Linked DNA regions of Mus musculus: all the other regions are linked to region 3. Evidence: chromatin loops called from intact Hi-C (ENCODE). Cell type or tissue: left cerebral cortex. All regions are shown on one strand.

Evidence for each region. Hi-C counts contacts between places; a loop is a spot of excess contacts. Peaks named below come from ENCODE experiments on the same cell type or tissue, not always from the same donor. Only the 100,000 strongest peaks of a DNase experiment are listed, where the experiment ranks them.
Region 1: a loop joins it to region 3, with 3 times the contacts of the local background. A loop is called at or near these places in 4 of 42 quality-filtered maps.
Region 2: a loop joins it to region 3, with 4 times the contacts of the local background. A loop is called at or near these places in 5 of 42 quality-filtered maps.

Annotation. Positions count from the first base shown.
Region 1 is chr2:44,553,953-44,558,952 of GRCm38, reverse strand. No RefSeq gene overlaps it. Among named protein-coding and RNA genes, the nearest start is that of Gm39806, 55 kb to the right of the region's middle. In left cerebral cortex, no CTCF peak of the experiment used is centred here; DNase peaks (open chromatin) are centred at 700, 1,096, 1,454, 2,010 and 1 more place; H3K4me3 peaks cover 1,700 bases; H3K27ac peaks cover 2,297 bases.
Region 2 is chr2:44,563,286-44,568,285 of GRCm38, reverse strand. Gtdc1 (glycosyltransferase-like domain containing 1) reads left to right here. Exons shown (of 11, transcript NM_001362987.1): 11 at 2,752-3,874. The coding sequence ends at 2,835. Among named protein-coding and RNA genes, the nearest start is that of Gm39806, 65 kb to the right of the region's middle. In left cerebral cortex, no CTCF peak of the experiment used is centred here; DNase peaks (open chromatin) are centred at 2,017, 2,249 and 3,019; H3K27ac peaks cover 2,878 bases.
Region 3 is chr2:44,924,521-44,929,520 of GRCm38, reverse strand. Gtdc1 (glycosyltransferase-like domain containing 1) reads left to right here and starts at 2,285. Exons shown (of 11, transcript NM_001362987.1): 1 at 2,285-2,379. In left cerebral cortex, a CTCF peak has its summit at 2,598; DNase peaks (open chromatin) are centred at 730, 1,502, 2,118 and 2,356; H3K4me3 peaks cover 2,661 bases; H3K27ac peaks cover 2,609 bases.

The DNA.
Region 1 (5,000 bases), 370 kb after region 3:
TGGAAACCTCTCCGTGAGCATCACTTGTTAATATAAACTGAAGCCTTCGGTGGGTGGTAAGAAGTGACAACACACCTAAATCAAGGGCAGTGGGACGGTGCACCAGAGGGAGAGCCGAGCCGTGAGAAAAAGCAACCTCCCGACTAGCTTTTACCTTCCCTTTCTGAGGAATGAACCCAGAATGTGCAGAGGGTGTGGCTAGCTCACAGCAGTGGATGCTAAAGATGCATCAGAAAGTGGGGAATGGGCAAAACCCTGTGTGATTTGTTAATCTCCCATTCTGTTCGTGGGAAGTGAAAAAGATGCCTCTCTGCCTTCAACTGTTGAAGAAACTTAACTGTGCTTTAATCCAACTGTAGGACTGTCATCTGGCTGCAGCCAGTCCACATGCATCTTGGTTCAGGCATTTGCCTGCCCAATAATGTCAGGATCATTTAAATTGAAATTATGCGTCAGAAGGTATTTAAGAATCACTGATATGCAGCTATTAATCTTGAATGCAAATGGTATGATTTGGGGTGTGGGCAACTCACTTAACTGGAACCACATGAAAAAGCATTTGGAATTTTTTTTTCCTAAAGTACTGTGGGAAAAAAAACATAGTGTTGGAGGAGAGTACGGTTGAAAAGAAGGCTACTCCTGTGAGGGGGGAGGTTGGTAAAATGACTAAGGAGTTGTGTGGCCTTGTTGCCTGCAGTGTAGCCGGTGATGTGCAGGCAGACCAACCCCTCTCCTTCCGAACTGATACAGCAGTGCCAGAAAATCCAAAATCGAACGCAGGTTGGTGGTGCAATTTCCGAGGTCATTTAGCCTATTTCGGTATATTTTAGTATTGGCAGTCAGGAAAAAGGATGGAGCTTTGTAACGTTGAGCCAGGGAGCCTTGCACAGTTACCTTTTGCAGAACTCAGGGCGTAGCTGAGAGACCTCTATCTTAAATCCCAGGGGGCAGGGTGGAGGCTGTTTCGGATCGTGATCAGTTAAAAGGAGAAGAAGCAAGAGTGTCCTTTTTCCAGTTGATCCAGAGAGGCAGAGAGAACTTACACTGTTCTGCTTACAGCTACTTTCCCTAGATTTCAGTTTGTTGGCTTTGCCCCGAGATTTCTAGTAGGCGGTACCAAGCCAATAAAATGGAATCTACAGAAGTGCAAAATAAAATCTGGGGTGTGTGTGTGTGTGTGTGTGTGTGTGTGTGTGTGTGTGTGTGTGTGTGTGTGTTGTAAGGATATTACTGAAGATAAATTGCAACACTTTAAGCACCAAATTTTAAAACTTAAAAATGTATGAATAGTGAAGTTTTAAAGCAGCAAAATAATGCTGGAGCAGAGTATTTATAGCCGTTTCTGTAAGAGGTTCCCCAGACCTCTGGGTGCATCAGCAAACTGTCCTCCTACTCTGTCGAATGTGCAGCTGCGATTTGGCCCCAGGCACCACCTACCCGTAGTCACTACCTCATGCATTTTACATTGCACACATTATAAATGGGGGACCTCCCCCCTTCGTGTTCTGTTTCCTTTTGTCGTGGCCATCAGCTGACACGTGGAAAATGTAGCCTACGGTTTTGGGTGTCTTTTATCTGTGATTAAGGATTCCTTGTCTGGGGCTTGCCACCTCTATCTTCCCTCCTACCCTGCACTGAGTCTCTACCCTCGGTGGGGTCTGACCATGTCTTCAGTCTGGGACTTTCCAGGTCGAGTTGCGGGATGCCCAGCCGGAGAGTTGCTGATGGTGGAGCATTGCCGAAGTCCTCTGTGCTGTGCGGGCCTGGGGTCGCCAGTAGCAGGGCATTCCCGAGGGCCAGATGGCTTTTGCCCTTGACTGCTGGCTCGGCTCTGACAAGGGCGAGCAGCACCTTGGCGCTCAAAAAGCAGGGCACCGGAGTTTTTCCGCGTCCCGCTGCCCTCATGAGCGCAGGGCCGGGCGCCGCAGCCGCTGGAACCCGCGGGGCTGCCGCGGAGTCGCGAGCCCAGGGTTTCGCCGACTCGGGCTTCAGCATCCCTGCCTGTTCACGGGCACTGCGCACTGAGGACCGGGTTGTGAGGTGGCTACTCTCAGCCCTCGGCGCGTGAATCAGAAGATGCACTGGGCAGACAAGAACTGCTAATCCTTACACTCAAACGCGCACACACTCGCACACACACACAGTTGTTTGAAGTTTGGCCAATGCAAACCCCAATGGAGATGGGCAATGGGCACAGGGGCTGTAGCAAAGATCCCGGGCTATAGGATTTCAAACACTCCTCTCCACTCTGGCCTTGTCAGACTCTCATTTACATCACATGCTCAAAACATGTGTTGTTGGGTTTTCTAGTTGTTGTTTTTTTCTTCCATGTACATCATGCCTCTATCGGAGATTATAAACTGTTTCCCTGCCTGTCCACCGCGGATTGTTTCTACGAGGGCAGAGGCACGGAGTATTTAAAAGCAATTCCTTTGGACAGAAAGTCTTGAGAAGCAGCTCATAGATTTGTCTTTCACTTGCTCTAAGTTTGGGAGAAATGGAAAAATTGTTTAGTATTTTGAAACTTCTAATTGCTTCAAAAGCGTTTCCACACGAGTGCTAAGCCTCATATCATTACCTATTTGAGTGTGTACGTATAGAGACACACGTGAAGGAAAGCAAGGTTCACATTCCCTGGTACCAGCAGTGGCCTTTCCTTCCCATTCCATGTAGCATTAATTACGTCGTATATAGTCGACATCCGGTATGTTATCCTCCCTCTTTTTCACACACACACACAAAAAGTTTGCATGCAAAAGTGAAGTTCAACTGGACCCCAAATGTTACCCAGTTAACCCAGAGTTTTGGTGATCATCTCTGCCATCACTCAAGATTTTCCTCCAGAGGATTTGAATTATTCCTCAAATTGTAGATTCGAGATGTGAGTAGATTGTCAAAATGTGAGAAAATCCATATTCCATCCCTACACACAAAGAGGCTGAAAGAGAGTGGTCTACAAGAGCCTATCCCAGGAGAGCTGCCCAAGAATGTGGTGAGCATGCTTAGAGGAGACTATAAAGAGAGATGATGGGGCTTTTGGAATGGCAAAATGGATTGAAGTAGCTGATTCATTAGTTATGCATCCCAGCAAACTTTGCAAACCTTACAATAGTGTTTGGAAATGAAGCACCTTCTATTCTGTACATTTCCCTTCCAACCCGAATAAAGGGTTAAAGCTATTATTTAGAAAAACATCTCACTTAATGAAATTAAGATCTGATACATTTCCTTTTCTCTCTGGCAACAATGTCACCAGAGAAGTGTGTGTGTGTGTGTGTGTGTGTGTGTGTGTGTGTGTGTGTGTGTGTGTGTGTGTATTGATATCATATCATGACAATGCTCCTGAGCACAAGTTCTCTCTCTCTCTCTTTCTCTCTCTCTCTCTCTCTCTCTCTCTCTCTGTGTGTGTGTGTGTGTGTGTGTGTGTGTGTGTGTGTGTGTGTGTGTGTGTGTGTTTAAAACTGAGAGACACTTTCACTACTATGAAAGCTGTCAAGCCAATGGAGGGGAACTTCTTTTAACTCCATAATAGCAGGTTCCATACTAAATGAACACTGATGGTCAAATAGCCAATTATGGAATAAATATCCGTTGTTTACAGAGAGGTGTTAAACGAACCTTTGGTGTACTAAGGATTAGGCCTGCTAAGCTACAATTTGTTCTTCAACCCATTATTCCTTCCCTTCAGCAGGCCAGTGCCACGGAGGTGGTGAGCACAGAGCATGTTTCTCTGTTGATTTTAGTTTGCTTTATTTCCATGCGCACTGTTGTTTTCTTTATAAAATTTAAATAAATGTCAGCATTGTATAATTTCTATGTTAACAAAGCAGTGAGCAAAATCCCTTGTATGTTTATAAAATATTATTGTTTAATTCACATAGTTTAGAAATTCCAAATGTTGAGAATAGGAAGGAGGCCAAATACCATCTGTTTATAACTATGATGCATCGTAATATGTGTACTTTTAAAAGGAGTTTGGTCAATCATGCCACTATTTTATCGGCTCAGAATATGTTGAAGATTTAAAATGTAATTTACAGGATTACTTTGAGTATGTTGCATCCAACTGTGAGTTGTAAAGAAATCACTGTCTTCTGTTTCCCTCAAATTAATCATGTAACAGCCCCCAATTAATGGGGCGCTTTTGCTTAGCTGAAGAGTTATTCTAACTTTGACTCAGTCCACATTCTTTATGCTGATAAAAACCCCAAGGACAAATGAAACAAAAAACTTCTGGCTGTGTCTTTCTGCCAGGAGATAGTCACTTAGAATGGGAGGCAGGGAGTGGCAGCTAATAATTAGCTACCATCAGCCCTGAGAAGTCACCTGGGAAACACCCTGTGGTAGTAGTTGAAAACCAGCATTTGACACTGCCGGTTTTAAAGTAGCATTTTCCTGTCTATGAAACTTCTTATTTAACGTACCTTTTATTTCCAATGTATCTAATTACATACCCTGGAACAAAGGAAGTATACTTTCTTAGATTACAAGATCAAGAATTCTTTTAGTTGGTTGGCTTCTTTGTTTTTGTTTTTGTAACTTACAAGCTCAACTTGTTTTAAGTTATGAACTCTGCAAAGGAGAGAGACAAGAGAACCTGGTAGCCTTCTGCTACAGGCAACAATAGTTTTGATCTCCAGAGGTGACTATAGATAGGGTCTCACACCATAGCATCTCCCCACCACCACCCAAGGGAGAATCAAAGATGGAGGCAGATGTCTTGAAAAGGGTTTGGGGAATGTGATTTTTTTTTTTTTTTTTTTTTTTTTATCCTTAGTGGATGATAGTGAATTGTTTGGTTTTCACAGTAAGGACGGAGTCTTGATGCTTTCAGCCTGTGCAGAGGCTTGGCAGCAAACTCCCATCAAGTGGGCACATTCTGGATGTTTTACTTCTCTGTAAGAGCGCAGTGTTATAAAGTCCGGTCTTTGTGCTCTTCAATCGTCTGTTTTCTCAAACATTGGAGTTTCAGCAGATCAATTGAAAATTATACCAACATA
Region 2 (5,000 bases), 360 kb after region 3:
TTCCCTGCGGGGCAGCGTCCATAGCCTACTTATCTTATGCAAGGGCAGAGCACCTTTTGTGTGCTTGTGAAAAGAATGCAAGGGCTTTTAAAAGTCTTTTCTTTTCTCCTCTTTTACTCTCCCTTCCACTGGACAGTTCTGTTTTGCTTTATAAAGCTTGTGCTGCTGAGATCCGAAAGCACAGAAGGTCACGGAATCATCAGTCTGTCCCTCTTACGGTTTACACCTTCTCTTGATAAAATCATTCGGGCTTTGTACCTTTTAGAGTTTATCTTAGAGTAGACTTTTTCATAAGGAGTCAGACTTAGAAATGTAATGACTGCGGTAAGACTATTAATATATAATTCCTTTATATGAATTAACATAACCTCATATAAGAAAATTCATATTTTCATACAAGAAAATACTAATTTTAGATACAATTATCACTAATATCTGAGAAAATATGAATTTTCTTATACAAAACATTACACATTCAATATGACTGAGAGTGTGGGGGCTGTCACTTTCAGCAGGATTTGAAGCAGACACAACTGATTCACTCTTGGTGTTCCTTTGTTTCTTAAAAAGACTTTCTGCATTAGAGCCCTATGACCTTGTCACCTGGAGGATTTTAGGCCATACCTCTATATGTATATATGTATCTATGTTTGCATGTGTGTGTGTGTGTGTGTGTGTGTGTGTGTGTGTGTATCTCTCCCTGTCTCTGTCTCCTCCTCCTCCCTCCCCCCTCTCTCTCTTTTATACACACACATACACACAGGCATGCATGATCATTGGAAAAATCTAATACATGTAAAAAGTAAATATTTTTTTGATAATCATAAAATCTAAAGCTTTTTTATCTAAAATAATCGAAAAACCTCTTCTTAAAAAGTTTACATGTGGGCTGGTGAGATGGCTCAGTGGGTAAGAGCACCCGACTGTTCTTCCAAAGGTCCAGAGTTCAAATCCCGGCAACCCCATGGTGGCTCACAGCCATCTGTAACAAGATCTGATGCCCTCTTCTGGAGTGTCTGAAGGCAGCTACAGTGTACTTACATATAATAAATAAATAAATCTTAAAAATAAATAAATAAATAAATTTATAAAAAAGTTTATATGTATGAATTACACACAGGTTTTGACTGAAACTTTCTTCTAACATTAAGCTGTGTCTTGCTCCAGGTAGGAAATTACACTAACCATGTACTTCCCTCACAATAAGAGCCCCTCTAGGCCACTCAGCTACTATAAACAAATTTCTAGTGCAACAGAGCAAGGTGTATTGACTTCTACAGTACCCTTACTATCGTATTGCAAATAGAACAGGAACATAATGGAGCTGGTATATAAGTTAGACATCACCTGGACTGACAGCACAGGCTTCACGTCTATCCTGTTCCTCCCTTGCTTGGATTTACAAAAATCAGTGGGATTTGAGTGTATGTGGCGTGTACATGCGCACACATGTGTCTGTGCTTATATATAAGCAAGTGTCTGTGGGTATGTCTGTATGTGTATGTTTATGGGTGTGTGTCTGTATCTGCGTGTGTCTGTGTATGTGCATGTGTCTATGAATGTGTGTCTTATGTGTGTGTATGTTTTTGTGTGTGCTTGTATATCAGGGAAAAGGAAGGCCATGTCTTTTACTTTTTAAGAGTGTCCAGGAGTTTCTTAAGGTTTTCAGAAGGTAACTGTTGATTTTTACTCTGTCCTTTTTAAGTTTTTCAACAGTTGAAACTTATAAAATCTATTATTTGAAGGAAAGAATTTTCAGATTTTTGTCTAAAACTAATTCCAAACAATGATTATGCTTACAAAGCAGACCCAGTGCCCAGAAAAGCCATTTGCAGTTGTCTTCATTCTGTCAAGCTCCAGCCATCCAAACCACAGCCATGCTGCTTCTGAGCTCCCCTCGAGAGACATTCATAGTCTAAATTCATAGTCTAAATATGGACAAGGTGTTTCCCAGCAGCGTCAGCACTGCTCTGAAATCTTACTTTTTTCTAAGAAAACGCAAAGGTCTATAGTGATATCTTAACGACGGAAAATCTCTCAGCAACACCTGGGAACTGCGATGCCAATTCTCAGTCTACAGCTCACTCTCCTTTTTCCTGTCTCCCCTACCCTTCCGTCCTCTCCCTTCTCTTCCTCTCCCCTCCTTTTTCATTCCCTTCCCTTCCCATGATTTTCTGTGGTCTGGCCCTGTTTTGGCCAGTTCTCCTTGGTTGAGATTCGTCTTTCTCCATAGGTAAGTTCTTGGCCTCATCTGCAAGTTCGTGACTCATCTGCAGATCTGGATTTTTTTTTTTCTTTCAACCATAATAGCATTTTCCCCGAGGAAGTGCTATAATGAAATAATGAATAAAACCCACTTGGAAATGTGAAGCACCTTATAAATTCCATGTACTAGTAAAGACATTTGTCTTGTGTCCTTGCTGCTTAAGAGTAGAATTCACATAGGCAAAGCTGTGTATTAAAAGTACTGTGTACCTTTTGTGTATAAAAGTTAAGACAGGTGGTAAACTTCTAAGAGCAACCATCTATGGCATGAACCAGGAAATGTATGCAGCAGAGTCCTCTCATGGTTAAAATGCAGTGACACTAAAGCAGTCGGAAGCCAGGTGTTCTTGGGGTGATGGGACTTGATGGCTTTGGGGTAAGAGTTGGAGAGATGAAGCAAGTTTGCAGCAGGAGTTTCCGCATCCTCTTGTCTCGGGGCCTGTGCTTATTCACTGCTTTCTAATCTCTTCCTCCCCCTTGTTACAGGGTGAAGTGGCTCCATTTTCTTGGGCAGCCCTACATGGTAAATTCAGGTCTCTGCTCACAACAGAACCCAGGGAAGATTTGTGACAGATGGGGCTAAGTCGCAAACTTGCAGCCTAAGGCAGAATCTGAAGAACTTTCCAGAGTGTGCCCATATTTACCTGATCAGAGAGAAAAGAAAATCTGCAGAGGAAGCCGAGCCTGGCTGCTTGTCATAGCTGACACAGAGCCATCTGCCACAAACCTGTGGCGGCTTCAGATCTCCAATCCCTGCCACCACCCCAACTCAAATTAAATACAGATTCCTAGAGACGTTATGATGGTTACACATGTCCTCGGCATCACATGTAGGAGACTGTTCAAAAAAAAATCTGTGGCCTGTTGTATAACCGCACTCATGTATCCCATATGTGGTGCCACATTGAATTTCCGGTTGAATCCGTTTTTATCCTTTGTACTGGATGACACGGAGCCTGAATTCTTTCTTTCTGCCGACACGATGGCAGCCAAACTGCAGCTTCAAACACTCACACTTGGCTGAGTTTCTACCTGGGTTGCCAGGTTATCATCGGAGCCTTCTTGTGTCCTCAAAGGGCCACGGGGCCTAGAAAGAGGATCAGAATGCTACTGAACTAATTGGGCAGCCATCTCAAAGCTGCTGTAGGCAAAGGGCTGCTGTAGCACTTTTCTTTTAGCAAATTAATGACTCTCTGGCAAAGGAGTGTTTAAGTGAAGGCATTAATAAGGGCTCTGGCAGGTATTCCCATGATTCTCAGAGTTCCATTTGCATTGAATTAATCTTAAAGAAACTTGCAAGATAAACAGCTGGAATTCGGACAAACATGGCAGATTCAGTGAGTGAAGTCCTCTCATCCATAAAATGAACACGAGATACTTGTTTTAAAATTTTTTCCCTGTGGGTAAAAATAGAAAAATCAGAATGCTTATAACAAAACATAATTTGGTACAAAATTCTTCAAAATACTTGTATCCAACTATAAATATATTCTTCTTGAGATAAGTCACTTACGATTCTTGCTCTGTTTGTTGGTGTAAAGATGTTTTAAATGGCTGGATTGTAAAATACATTTTTAATAAACTGCCCGCTGCAATTTTAATTAGCATATTCATTTGCGTCTAAGTGTGTGCACCTATCTGTTTCTTACTGTTTTCTTGTGTCAGTGAAGACAGAAAACAATTGTCTCTTGTAAAGATGAACAAGGATCTGTGTTGCAAATGTTTGTTACATATTATGACATTTCCAAGACTTTCTTTGCATTCTGGAAAGCAGGAGGTAAACATTTGTAGTCATTAAGGTAAAGTCTGTTGATAAACCATCTTCTGTTTACTAACAGGTAAATTGTAGCTTCCCTGGCTATTGAAATGAATAGCTTCTATATACTGTACTTGGGAGGCAGAGAAGAAGAAAGCCAGAGAGAGGTAGCTAGGCAAGGGCCAACCCTGTTCTCTAGAGGAGCTGGGTGGTCTAACAGGCATCCAAGATGGGGCAGATGGTTGCACTGAAGTCCTACAGAGCCCATGTGATAGGTATCAAAATAGAAATCAGAAAATCAATCAGGGTTGGGGAGCCACACACAGTCCTAGGGTAAAAAGAGTCATGTAGTGCAGTGAACCAGGAAAGAAATTCCTGAGAGCTGCAGATTTCAAAGCAGGAGATGGAAGCAGAGGAAACCACCAGATGTCTGTGATTAAAGTCATTCTCACCTGCTACGAGAACCATTGCATGTGGGGGCCACTGTGTCACTGGCTTGTCCCTGACTACTCGGAAGTCACTAGACTAAGATACCCCACCCCACCCTGCACATAAAATAAAGGGCCCAGAAACTCTCAGAAGCCCCTTCCTGTCGAAGACTTTGGAATTCAGAATAAAGTAGGAATGATTCAGTTGAGAGCAAAACAGAAGATACCATTGTAAATAAGAAGCTTGTCGATACACCTCTTGACCAAGGTTTATATTCTCTAATGAAATGATCCAATCAAAAAGATGTTTTTCACAAGTGGCCAAGAAAGAATGCTTAGTTCCCAGAGGTTTTCTATGGTGCTTTTTAACTAATTAATGGGGAAAAAACTAAATGTCTTCAGAGAGTGTGTCCCAAATATTTAAATAGTCCCTGTTTTATTTTTTTCCAAAATAGAGTCTTCTGTTCCCCCAGTTCATCTCACTCTGTAGTCCAGAGTGACCTTGAGCCACCTCTCCTCTTTCCTCAGCCTCCAGGTGCTAGAATTTGTAC
Region 3 (5,000 bases):
TCTCCACATCACCTTGGACTTCTTACCTTCTGTTGCTTTCTATGTATGCTCACCAAACCCAAGTCTTTCTAAGTGGCATCGATGTGCAGTATTCCTAACAAGATTATGGCCTTCTGATCTTTTCACCTCATTCCTCACCCTCCTTTCTTTCCTGCCCAGTCTACCCACAACGATTTCCTACTAACCTGTGTCTCAGGTTGAAATCTAGGTCCTCTCCCAATGGCTCAATCCTGCATCTCCACCGGGCTTGCTCTTGTTTCTCAGCTATCGTGTTTTACCTCCCTGATCTAACTTTCCCTCATTCTTGGTGTGCCTGTTTTCTTCACAGTGCTTTAGTCCAAACATTTTATTTTACTTTCTGTCCTATACACAGCGCTCTAGACGATGGGTCTCCTTTTTGATGTTGTGGTCTTTAAGAAGTCTTTTCTTAATTCATGTGTATCATTTCCCCACTTAACATTTTGGAAATTACTGTTGAGTCCTTGATTATTAGTGTTGAATTATCATTTCATGCCTCATATTTTACCTCACCAATAATGTTGTAATTTTCTTGACAATAGAGATTTCATAACTCTTTTAATCAGGCACAGCCTTTGGCCCCTCTGAGGATGAATGTGCTTGGTTGGACCAAGGTTCCAGAGCCGGGGCCAGATGTCACTGAGATCATGCAGATGATCCCTGACTGAGAGATGCAAGTTGCATAACAAGAATCCTTGAACATACTAGGGTGAGATGGCTTCTGACAGCATTACCTAAGCTCACACTCACAGACCACGGATACTGAGACAGAGCCTCAATGTCAACGAATTTGGACCTTAAGTGACTTTATGCTTGTAGCTCTAAATCCTATGCTGACAAGTATGTGAGACAGGTCTTGGGAAATCTGGGCATATTGGCTAGGCAACTCATTTTCTCTGGACTTCAGATCTTAATCAGCAAAATAATAATAAAGACTCCCGGTGATCTTAAGTATACAATTCATGTATAAAATTATGGCTTTTTCCAGATTGATGAATAATAGTAGGCTTTGGGCTTTTCCCCAATATTTTATTCTGTGAAAAAGGATTTACTAGATCCATTTGCCATTTGGAATTCTCATTTTCAGCTTTCTGCATTCACTTTTTTTGTGTTTCCCAATTTGTGTAAAAGTAGATGGACAGATGGTTTATTAGGCTTTTTAAATGCTCGGGATACTGTTGTTCAAGTCAACAGAGGTTTTAAGCTTTGGAGGTCCACATAGAGTGTGGGCTTTGTTTAGAACAGAAGATCGTTTTCACTGTTCAATTTAAGGATAACAATGTTTTCTCACATAACTTTAAGCAACTTGTGGTTGTAACTCCAAAGGCCTAATCAGGCTCTGTTATTTTGGTATGCTTAATGCATTTCTGCACTACAGTCTGTTCCAAGTTGTAGCTTTAAAAATGAAGTTACCAGATAAAAGCATAGACCTACCGTTGCATGTTCTGTCTTTGCATGAATCATTTAATCCACAACGTGATCCCAAATACGAAATCACTAATTCAGACTCACAGAAATGTAAGGGAGATAAATTCCTATTTTTAATAGAAACCATTTAGACTTTCTTGGATTCTTTCTGACTTTTAATTGCTCTGTAGCTGCTCTTGTGGGGACCGCAGATATGTTATTATTAATACTCTAAGATGCATCTGTAATACGTATAGTCTCGACAGCCAAAAGGCTGCATATAAGTTAAGTACAGGAAACGCCAGCATCGGCTAGGAGAGGTCCCGCAAGAATTCCGAGGGGGGGGGGGGGGAAAGCGGGGCGTGCTGACCAATACCTGCAGGAGGGTGTGCACTCGCCTTGCGGGGTCCCCGAGGCTTAGGCGCGCCCGGAAGGACAGGGAAGGGGACTACAGGTGCCGGCTAGCCACCTGCCTGAGAACGTGCGAGCCGGTGAGTCAGCCCCCAGACCTCTCAGGGGAAGAGAAGGCCGCAGCGCGAGCGAGCGGAGGCAGCGACCAGAGGAGTGAGAGAGAGTACGGAAAAGCCGAAGGGGCGGCGGGGGCGCTGGCCTGACTGGAAAGCGTACGCGGGGCCCGTGGGCGGAGAGCAGGTGTGAGGAGCCGCGCCACCGTGGAGAGTTCGCCCAGCACCGCGCGTCCTCTGAGTCACCGACTAGGCGTGGAGGCCGCCGTCCGGGGGCGGAGCCTCAGGCTTGTGGGCGGGGAGGGGCGGGGCGAGGGCGGGGCCGGCGCCTGACGCGCCCCAAGGCCGCGGCAGCCGCAGCGGGGAGGGGCTGCGGCCTCGGTGGCGGCCGCGGGGGAGGGGCTCGGCGTCAGCGCGTCGCCAGCTGGGCTGTCGGTGGCCTGGAGGGAGCCGTGGAGGAGGAGGAGGAGAGGAGGAGGAGGAGGAGGAGGTGAGTCGCCTTGGCTGGGAGCTGCGCTGGCCGCGGGAGGCGGGGAGCGCGGCCCCTCCCTCCCGGCGCCCGCCTCGCGGGGCCGCGCCGCGCGGAGTTCCCAGTGGGGCGGCGGCCGCGAGGAGCGGAGGGGGAGGAGGGCGGAGCCGGGGCCGCGCTTCCCGGGCGCACGCGCGGCCTCCTGCTCTGCCCGGCCGCGCTGTGGCCCCGGGCGATGCTTTTCCCTAGCGCGGAGCTTGGGAAGGGCAGAGTCCAGGCGGACACTGGGACATCGTGCCATGGCTCCCGCGCAGCAAGGCCTGGCCTGCGCTTTCCTACTCGGGATCCACCTCAGGCGGCGAGACCCAACACCTCGCGGCCCCTCATTAGAGGATTCGGCATAGGCCTGATGTTTCCGCAGGATCCCGCCTGACGGGGCTTTCTAAAGCGAGGAAGGGCTCTTGGAGTTAATAAGTCTTTACAACTAACCGAACGACAGCAAAGTTGCATTAATAAATCAGTTTAACCCTCGATCTCGCGATAGGCAGCGTCTGCACCCCAATTCCCACTTCGCGGGGCTCGTGCAACTTTTACAGTCGTAGAACTACCCCTCATTGGATAAGCTTTGAAATAATTCTTAAAGTTAGTGCCTTGAGGCCCTGGGAAGTTCAAAGGAAAGGGCTTACATTTTCCCTCCCATCTGTATCACAGTTAAGGAAATGGAAAACGTGAATTGAAGGCGATCGTTCTCCACGCTGAGGATCATCGTCCCCTCTGTGCCCAGCTTGCGTGACTTAGCACCCCTGAAGTTGACTTTAAAGCTTACTGTAGTGGTTAGGTAAAGGAACTGCTGTGGGGGAAAAGGCAGTATAACTCAACAGAGCCATTTTATTGTGTCTTATTAACCCGTTTACCTTAAGCTTTATCAGTGACAAGAGTTTCATGTTGGAACCCACATACCCAGTGAGATACTGAATTTTCATTAGTACATTCCAGGTTTTGATGTGAAATAGATTCTCAGCTTCAACTGAGAAGAATTATACACTGTTGTCCTTAGGGTCTTGTTCTGTATTTAATGAAACAGTTTAATATTGAGGATTGGGGAAACACATTTTGAATCAGGATACTCCGACAAACTTAAACCATACCTACGAATACACTTTATAGCAACACAGTGTCTTTACTTCTGTTCTGAAATCATGCTGACAGTTTTACCTTATAAATCCTAGACTAATAGGACTCTCTGTTGGTGAGGGACCTCAGCAGTGTTATTCAGCTTCACTATTTTACATTTTCCAGAGATTTAGAAGGAACTAACAGAACTACTTGCCTTTATTAAGGATTTACTAGATGGACCCTTCTGATAGACACTCTTGTACCAAACTTGATCCTGATTTGACCAACTCCCCAGCCCACTGAGAAAGTAAAATGCTTTCCTGACCTCTGCTTCTTTCTCTCTTGATTATGGTATCTTAAAACCTGCCAAGTAATCACTGACTTTCTTTTTTAGCCTCCCTTTCAGATCATGGAAGAATAATTTCTAATTTTGACGAATCAGATACAAGTGATACAATTACTTGCAGTTGGCCAACTATTCTTACATCTATCTCTTAAGTTGAAGCATTTCTTTCTATTTTAGTTTAAAAATTTGAATTTAGTCATTTTCAGGTTTTATTTTTAGGAAACAGGTTCTTATATAGCTTAGGGTCAGAAATTTATTATATAGTTGAGGCTGGTTTTGAACTCCTTATCCTCATGCTCCCACTTTCTACCATGCCAGGGTTTTATTAGTTTTTATTAATTTTATTAGTCATATTCTTTAAAAAACATGTTTAATTAAAAAAAAATTGTGTGTGTGTATTCACATGTGAGTGCAGGTGTCTGTGGAAGCCAGAGGTGACAGATGCCCTGGATTTGGGGTTATGTAGATTCTGGGAACTGAGCTGGGGTTTTCTGTCAAAGGAATACACAGTTTAAAAAATTAAAAATATATTCTTTTCTCAGATATTATTACATCCCTACCACAGATTCTCATCCCTCCGCACCTTCTAGTCCCTTCTCCGCCACTCCTCCTCCATTGCTCTTCAGAAAACAGCAGGCCTCTTATGAATATCAACCAAACAAGACATGTGGAGTAAGACTAAGAATCTCTCCTCATATTAAGGCTGGGCAGGGCAGCTCAGTAGGAGGAAAATGGTCTCAAAAGCAGGCAAAAGATTTAAAGAAAGCCTTGCTCTCACTGTTAGGAGTCTCATAAGAAGACCCAGCCATACAACTGTAACATGTATGCAGAGGGCCTAGGGCAGACCCATGCAAGCTCCCTGGTTGATGGTTCAGTCTTTGTGAGCTCCTGTGAGCCCAGGTTAGTTGATTCTGTGGGTTATCTTGTGGTATCCTAGAGTCCTTCCCCTTCTCCTTCTGCAGCTTTTGTTTGGCTGTGGGTCTCTGCTGAGAATTGGGCTAGGCACCAGTCTATGAGTGTAGCAGAATATCATTAGGAATCCTTTCATTGGTTTATTTTATTTTATTTTTGCCACTGTGTTTGGTTCTATCATAGGTCTCTGTGCTATCCAGCCACTGAGTCCTGGCCCTCCCGGTTGGCTGAGTGGTGGGCTCCCTCTCTTCTCATGAATCTCATGCTG